2 separate regions of the Homo sapiens genome follow, and region 2 is linked to region 1. The links are chromatin contacts, found by Hi-C or POLR2A ChIA-PET in ENCODE. All regions are on one chromosome and are shown on one strand. Each heading gives the region's core, a stretch centred on a gene start or an enhancer-like site at or near the end of the contact. The rest is flanking DNA. Distances are from core to core; before and after follow the strand shown. Region 1 overlaps PADI2 (peptidyl arginine deiminase 2). Region 2 has its middle 21 kb from the start of RCC2.

Region 1 (4,137 bases), core at 574-3,073:
AGCCTTTTTAAATGTGGGTGACCTGTGCGAGGGTAGAGACAGGCCCAGTGGGGCCCAGGGCCTGCCCGGCACATGGTCATGTTTAACAAATGTCTACTGAACGAACCAATGACTCCCACAACATTCCCTGTGGGAGAGACCAAGGGGGAATTTTCAGGCAGATTGAGAGCACATGAATCAGGCAAGGACCTTCGGGGAGACAGAGGTGGTCCAAATGCAGCCTCTGTAACAGCAGTGCTCAGCTGATGATAAGATGGAGCAGATGTGGGAAGCGTCATAACGGCGGCTATGGGTGAGATCCAGTCTGGTTACTTGGGGTAGGGTGGGGAGGGCAGAAGAGGCACGGTGGGAAGCATTTGAGCAGAGGAAGGCAGCCTTTGAGATGCCCTTGCGGGTTGGCAGAAATGGGTGTGTTGGGGAGAGGAGATACTTGCATTGGTAAAGGCATGGAGGTAGGACCCTATGCAGTTCCAGAAGGAATTTCTTTATGCCCTGTAGAGCTGGAAGGGCAGAATCAGCCTCAGCTTAGTGCTTTCAACGACAATGATAATGGTTAATGACCAGATGCTCAAGGGTTAGAACACATAAGCCGAATAGCCTGGCACAAACTAGGTGCTTGATTAAAACGTGAGAAATAAGTGGATGAACCGCGAAGCCAGGGCTTGGGATGGCTCCTCCTGTGGGACAATGTGCCGAAATAGACCCTGGTTATAAATCTCACTAAGGGTGCTTCCCTTAGTGGTTATGACTTCCAATGTCAGAGGGACCTTGGTTTAAATACTTCTCTGGCTTTACAAGCTATAAAACCTCAGGGAGCCGGGTGCAGTAGCTCACGCCTGTAATCCCAGCACTTTGGGATGCTGAGGCGGGCGAATCACGAGGTCAGGAGTTTGAGACAAGACTGGCCAACACAGTGAAACCCCGTCTCTACTAAAAATACAAAAATTAGCCGGACATGGTGGTGCGTGCCTGTAATCCTAGCTACTCGGGAGGCTGAGGCAGGAATATCACTTGAACCCAGGAGGCAGAGATTGTGGTGAGCCAAGATTGCACCACTGCACTCCAGCCTGGGCGACAGAGCGAGACTCCATCTCAAAAAAAAAAAAAAAAAAAAAAAAACCAAGCCTCAGAGAATTCACTTAACCTCCCTGAGCCTCAGTTTACTCATCTGTTAAGTGGGAGATAATGATACCCACGCCACAGGTTCAATGTAAATGACACAGGCTCAGTAACTTCAGTAACCTCAGTAACCATGGGTAACCATCAGTAACACTGCTTGGACCTGTATTACGAGGATGTGAAGGAGTTTTCATTGAATAGTTTCCAAACAGAAGGCAGGGAAACCACGTCCCACCTCATCCTCCCTTGGGAGGGAGGAGTCCAAGAAATGAGGTGGAAAAATTCAGATACTGAAAGTCCCAAAGAATAGAAAGTGAGGTCCTGCTCACCCAGAAACAATAGTGTGCACCCTGCAGCCCTGTCAGTCAGTAGTTTCAGATAGACTGGCATCATGAAAACATTTTCCTCCAGGCACTCGGGCCCTCCCATGCCCACAGGCCCCAGGCTGCACTTGAACTGATGCTCAGGGGACAGTCAGGCTTAGAAGCCAACTTGTCCTGGCAGAAGCCACACAGCCAAAGCTTTCCCAGGGCTCAGAGCACCTGGGGGGCTCCACCAAGGTCTGGGGTAGGAACAGGGATCTGGCCAGGGGTGGTGGGGCAGGTGGAGGACACGTTCTAGTCCGTCTGCCGGCAGCTTTCTCCCTCCCGATGTGGCCCGTGGCCTGTGATTCACAATGCACCTCTATTCTGGGCTGCTTTCTGACAGTTGGGGCCAGCTCCGGGCGGACTGATTTCTTGGTGGGAACAATTCAGCCATTGTCCCCAGGAGCCTCCTTACCCCGTCCTCCATCCCTGGCTCGGTGCAAACCCCACACTGAGCGTGGCCAGCTTTCTCTGCAGGAACCAACAATGCCGCTCTATTGAGTGGTCCTCGTGCCTTGGGCTGGGCCCACTGACCACCGTGACCTCTCTGCCCCAGGCATTGGCTGGCACGTGGTTTGCCTTAACCTTTCTAGCTACTTTGGAATGATTCCACTTCCCAGCGAGACTCCTTGATAGTGTGACCAGCTGATTTGGTTTCCCTAGGACTGAGGGGTTTCCTGGCATGAGGAGCCCTCAGTGCTAAAATAAGGAAAGTCCTGGGCAAACTGGATTACCATTTCCTTGTATAAAGAGGTAAGGCCCCAGTGCTTGGTGTTTTGGGCAGAATTTGAGGCTAAGGCCGTTACCAGGTCTTCCTAGGAGCACTGAAGCCTTCTGTCCACTCCAATCATTGTAACTAACAGTCATCATCATAATCTCAACAAAAGCCATAATTGCCATTTATGGAGAGCTTTCCAAAGGCCAGCTACTGCACTCAGTGCCTGACACACCTTCCTCATTAGATCCCCACCACGATCCGGGACACCCGGGACAGTCGGAACTCTTACTACTCCCATGCCACGTCAGAGATGAGCACCCCAAGGCTGGGGCTGGTGAGAAGACTTGCCTGGACCCAGAATTGTAGCTCCCTGACTCCAGCACTCCCTATAGGGGTCCTTCAGTCTCCAACCCAGCCCCCTGGCCTTGGGGAGAGCTGGTCTGACCCTACCAGGACACCTGACATTCGCTCATCCACAGGGGTGCCTGGAATTTGACATAACTCCAAAGTGTTTGCCTGGAAGAAAAAGAGACTGTGCTCCTGGTCAATTATCTGTCGTCCTTTGCTTGTGTGTGTGTGTGTGTGTGTGTGTGTGTGTGTGTGTCTAAGAGTTTTCACCCAGTGACCCAGTGTCAGCATTATTGGGAAACTGTCTCTTCTGGGTCCCCACTGTCTCAGTCGTGGCTGCTCCCCACAGGATGGGCAGCCCAAATAAGAGGCTCCAAGGGACGTTCTCAAAGCCCTTGTGGTAGTAGTTCCTCTTTTTTCTTGTCTGCTCAGGACCCATCTCAGATGGCAAGTGATGAGGAGGGATGAGATTATGGAACCAGACCAGTCCACTCCCTTTAGCAAAAAGAAGAAACTTCTAGATAATGTCCAGACATCATTATTTGCAACAGGTCTCGTGTCACGACACCAAGGTCAAGAGGCCGAGGTTGAGGTCCTGCTTGCATCCCTCCTGCTCCCACTGGTGATCCCATCCTCCATGACAACCCTGGCCTGGATGGTGTCAACATCAACATCTCCGGCCCCCTGCGGCAGCGGAGCCAGCCTGACTCTGGGCACATTCCAACCTGTGTGAGGTCACTGCTTGGAGCCCAGGGTGGATCAGAAGGAAGACTGGTATTGGGTGGCTGCTGGCCACTGCCATCCTGGCTAAATATCTCCCTGATGTGAGGGTCCAGGGTCCCTACTCACCTCATGGTGAATGCCCTGGATCTAGTAGGCCTGTCTAGAGGTGGGTTCGGGGCTGGGCCAGAGATCCTGGCCCCCCTAGGCAGCTGGGCATGCAGAAGCCTCCTCCCGCCACCCCACGACCCGCCTTGTACCATGGCAAATTGCAATGCCGACTATTTTGCTGAGGGAGTTTTTAAAACACATACATCATTATTATGACAGTCCCTTGCATAAAACCCTCTAATGGCATTCCATTGCACTCAGAAGAAAATCCAAACCCAGTCTGCATGCTCTGGCCCCTGGCCGAGCTGACTGACCTTGACTCCCAGCCCTGCTCTGGGCTTCCATCTGCTCTTCCCACACTCTAAACTGGTCTCCTCCTCCAGGCTTTGCAGATGCTGTTGCCTCTGCTTAGAACACTCTTCCCTCAGCTCACGAGTGGCTGGTTCCTTCTTATTGTTCATCTGAGTCTCAGCTCAGATGTCACCTCCTCAGAGAGGCCTTTTCAGAGGCACCCATCTAGTGGTGCCTCTGCCCTGCCATTCTCCTCACTTATTCTATTTCATTTCCTCCAATTGTGGTACTGATTATGTCTCTCTTGCTAGACTGGCGGCTCCTTGAGGGCAGGGTGTGATTGTTGTGTTTACTGCAGAGATCTCAAAGCTGAGAACAGGGCCTGGCACCAAAGGGCTCAACACATATCCACAGACAGGGTGAGGCAGAGCCGGCAGCTACGAGGACTAGCTCCAGGGCAGGAGC
Region 2 (4,137 bases), core at 562-3,061, 370 kb after region 1:
ACCGCGCCCGGCCGAGACTTCGTCTGTTTTTTTTGTTTGTTTTTTTTTTTTTACTTTAAGTTTTAGGGTACATGTGCACAACGTGCAGGTTTGTTACATATGTATACATGTGCCATGATGGTGTGCTGCACCCATTAACTCATCATTTAGCATTAGGTATATCTCCTAATGCTATCCCTCCCCCTTCTCCCCAAGAGACTTCATCTTAAAAAAAAAAAAAAGAATCTGCCCTCTGCCCTTAAGGGGCTTTCATTCCAGTGGGCAGTGTCTATTACTTCAGACCCTCCACAAGACCTTTCACCATGTTCCTACCACCCAGCCATCCACCTTAGGATCCAGGCACTCCTGAATGTTAACTTTCCCCACACCAACCAAACATACACCCCAGAAAGAATGCCATCCCACGGCAAGGCTTCATGTCTAGAACCTATGCTCACCATCTGTCAGACTCCTATTCACCCTTCAAAGCCCTTTCCAAGGCTTCCCAGAAGCCTTCCCTGACTTACCAATAATGAGGATAGGGATGATGATATAGAGCAGGGATTATTGTTACAAACCTCAGTTCACAGAATGGAAAACTGAGGCCCAGAGAGGTAAAGTATCTAGTCCAAGGTTGAACTACTTTTTTTTTTTTTTTTTTTAAGAACAGAGGTAATGTAGGGTTTGAATGCAGGTCCTCCTGATATCAGAGTCAGCGATCTCAACCACACACACTACTGCTTCCATAACAGAAGAATATTTTCACACATCTGTGTTCCAAGTTTTGAATCTGGCCGGGCACAGTGGCTCATGTCTGTAATCCCAGCGCTTTGGGAGGCTGGGGCTGGCAGGTCAACTGAGGTCAGGAGTTCGAGAGCAGCCTGGACAACATGGTGAAACGCGGTCCCTGCTAAAAATACAACAATTAGCCTGGAGTGGTGGCTTGTGCCTGTATTCCCAGCTATTCGGGAGGCTGAGGTAGGAGAATCACTTGAATCCGAGAGGAAGAGATTGCAGTGAGCTGAGATCACGCCGCTGCACTCTAGCCTGGGCAACTGAGCAAGACTCCATCTCAGAAAGAAAAAAAAAAGTTTTGATTCCCTATCACATGCTTCATAAATTACAATGTCATGAAATCTTCATAACAGCCAAGTCTGGGTAATGGGTATAATACCTTGGGGCAGGTATTATTATTGTTATCATAGCTTTTTTTTTTTTTTTTGAGGTGGAGTTTCACTCTTGTCTCCCAGGCTGGAGGCTGGAGTGCAATGGCGTAATCTCGGCTCACGGCAACCTCTGCCTCCCGGGTTCACACTATTCTCCTGCCTCAGCCTCCCAAGTTGCTGGGATTACAGGCGTGGGTCACCATGCCTGGCTAATTTTTATTTTTCCGAGACAGTCTCGCTCTGTCGCCCAGGCTGGAGTGCAATGGTGCGATCTCAGCTCACTGCAACCTCCACCTCCCAGGTTCAAGAGATTCTCCTGCCTCAGCCTCCCCAGTAGCTGGGACCACAGGTGTGCGCCACCACGCCCAGCTACTTTTTGTATTTTTAGTAGAGATGGGGTTTCACCATGTTGACCAGGCTGGTCTTGAACTCCTGACCTCAGGTGATCCACCCGCCTCGGCCTCCCAAAGTGCTGGGCTGATAGGTGTGAGCCACTCTGCCCGGCCTGTTTTTACCATTGCTATTTTATACGTGCTCAGAGAGATGACCTAAGTTCCCAGAAGTGACACACGGGAAAGCGGCAGAGCTGGATTCAACCCAGGCTTGTGGAATCCCAGAGCCTATGCCCTTCCCTTCGCTGTGTCACATCTTCCTCTAAGGACCCAGTGAAACCCAAGTTCTCTGGGTGTGATTCACTCCCTGGAGTCCTCCGCCATCCAGAGGGTGGGTTCCGGAGTTGCCTCCTTCTCTGCATCCCAATTGGATTCCTCAGAGCCACCGCCTTCCTCCTGCCCAGCTCAGTGCAGGGTGCTCCGGCGCCTGGCATCTGAAGGATGTGCAGGCAGTGGCGTGATAGTGAGTGGGAGGAGGAGCCTCTGATCATCCACCAAGTTCAAACCTGCTTTTCCTGGCATGACCCTCAGCTAGGCAGCCCGGACTCTCCAGATGCCAGCCTGGCCATGCCAGGGGCCAAGGAGGATGCTTCAGGCAAAATCCCCACATGCAAGATGCTGGCTTCCCAGGGCTCCTCCAGGGTGGCAGGTGACAGGCATGTACGCTAGGGAGGGGACATCGGAGCTCTTCAGCCAAGCAACTCTGTTCGGAGAAAAAAGAAAAACCTTCAAGTCCTCGGGAGTGCCTCAAAGCAGAAACCTCAACCTGAAATACAGACCTCATTCAACCTGGCCGTGAATCCTTGCCACACCTTGCATTAGAGAAAGGCTCCTTTCCAAACCATTTCATGTGTGTGTTAAAAACCATTTCTGGGCGGGGCGCGGTGGCTCACGCCGGATCGCCTGAGGTCGGGAGTTCCAGACCAGCCTGGTCAGCATGGTGAAACCCCGTCTCTACTAAAAATACAAAAATTAGCTGGGCGTGGTGGCAGGTGCCTATAATCCCAGCTACTCAGGAAGCTGAGGCAGGAGAGTCGCTTGAACCCTGGAGGTGGAGATTGCAGTGAGCCGAGATCGCGCCACTGCACTCCAGCCTGGGTGACAACAGAGTGAGACTCCATCTCAAAAAAAAAAAAAAAAAAAAGAAAGAAAGAAAGAGAAAGAAGGCCAGGCGCAGTGGCTCATGCCTGTAATCCGAGCACTTTGGGAGGCTGAGGCGGGTGGATCACGAGGTCGGGAGATTGAGACCATCCTGGCTAACACGGTGAAACCCCGTCTCCACTAAAAATACAAAAAATTCTCCAGGCATGGTGGCGGGCGCCTGTAGTCCCAGCTACCCCGGAGGCTGAGGCAGGAGAATGGCGTGAGCCTGGGAGATGGAGCTTGCAGCAAGCCAAGATCGTGCCACTGCACTCCAGCCTGGGCGACAGAGTGAGACTCCATCTCAAAAAAAAAAAAAAAATGAAAGAAAGAAAAGTCTGAATCGATGACTAAACAAATCACAGGACTTTTCAGTAGTTAGTATTTTTTTTTTCAGGCTAGATTCCCCAAAGTAGAATTTCTGGGGTAAAGGGCGTGACTTTTTAAATTTTATTTATTTATTTATTTTAAGATGGCGTCTTGCCCTGTCGCCCAGCCTGGAGTTCAGTGGCACCATCTCGGCTCACTGCAACCTCCACCTCCCAAGTTCAAGCGATTCTCCTGCCTCAGCCTCCGGAGTAGCTGGGATTACAGGCGCACACCACCACGCTCGGCTAATTTTTTGTATCTTTGGTAGAGATGGGGTTTCACCATATTGGCCAGGCTGGTCTCGAACTCCTGACCTCGTGATCAGCCCACCTCGGCCTCCCAAAGTGGTGGGATTACAGGTGTGAGCCACTACGCTCGGCCACGGACATGACTATTTTTAAGACTCTTGATGCAAATTGCACACCCAAAGAGCAGGTGGTGCTTCCTACCTGTCTAAAGCAGTGCACAGCAGGACCCTCTCAGGTCCTGACATCAGTGTTGCATTTAAAATTCCTAACACCTGTCCAGGTGCGGTGGTTCATGCTTTTAATTCCAGCACTTTGGGAGGCCGAGGCAGCAGATCACTTGAGGTCACGAGTTCGAGAGCAGTCTGGCCAACATGGTGAGAGCCCATCTCTACTAAAAATACAAAAATTAGCCAGGCGTGGGCCGGGGGCAGTGGCTCACGCCTGTAATCACAGCACTTTGGGAGGCCGAGGTGGGCGGATCACGAGGTCAGGAGATCGAGACCATCCTGGCTAACACGGTGAAACCCTGACTCTACTAAAAATACCAAAAATTAGCTGGGTGTGGTGGCGGGTGCCTGTAGTCCCAGCTACTCGGGAGGCTGAGGCAGGAGAATGGCGTGAACCCGGGAGGCGGAGGTTGCAGTGAGCCAAGATCGCGCCACTGCACTCTAGCCTGGGCAACAGAGCGACACTCTGTCTCAAAAAAAAAAAAAAAATTAGCCAGGCGTGGTAGCGGGCGCCTACAACTCCAACTACCCAGGAGGCTAAGGTGGGAGAATCACTTGAACCCAGAAGGCAGAGGTTGCAATGAGCCGAGATTGCACCACTGCACTCCAGCCTGGG

What was found. Hi-C counts contacts between places; a loop is a spot of excess contacts on that map. ChIA-PET counts read pairs that join two places held with the same protein, here RNA polymerase II (POLR2A).
Region 2: a map of posterior vena cava shows a loop between it and region 1 (4-fold over the local background). The contact joins two enhancer-like sites. A Hi-C loop is called at or near these places in 1 of 168 maps with a recorded cell type or tissue (posterior vena cava). POLR2A ChIA-PET finds 5 or more read pairs at or near these places in 2 of 52 experiments (RWPE1 and activated CD8-positive, alpha-beta T cell).

The regions. Positions count from the first base shown.
Region 1 is chr1:17,087,813-17,091,949 of GRCh38, forward strand. All of the region lies in intron 6 of PADI2 (peptidyl arginine deiminase 2), which reads right to left. Among named protein-coding and RNA genes, the nearest start is that of PADI2, 30 kb to the right of the region's middle. Within about 2 kb of position 1,824, at least 2 of the 41 ENCODE cell types and tissues checked have a DNase peak (open chromatin) inside an H3K27ac peak, as active enhancers do.
Region 2 is chr1:17,458,545-17,462,681 of GRCh38, forward strand. No RefSeq gene overlaps it. Among named protein-coding and RNA genes, the nearest start is that of RCC2, 21 kb to the left of the region's middle. RefSeq lists an enhancer at 1,573-2,380. Within about 2 kb of position 1,812, at least 2 of the 41 ENCODE cell types and tissues checked have a DNase peak (open chromatin) inside an H3K27ac peak, as active enhancers do.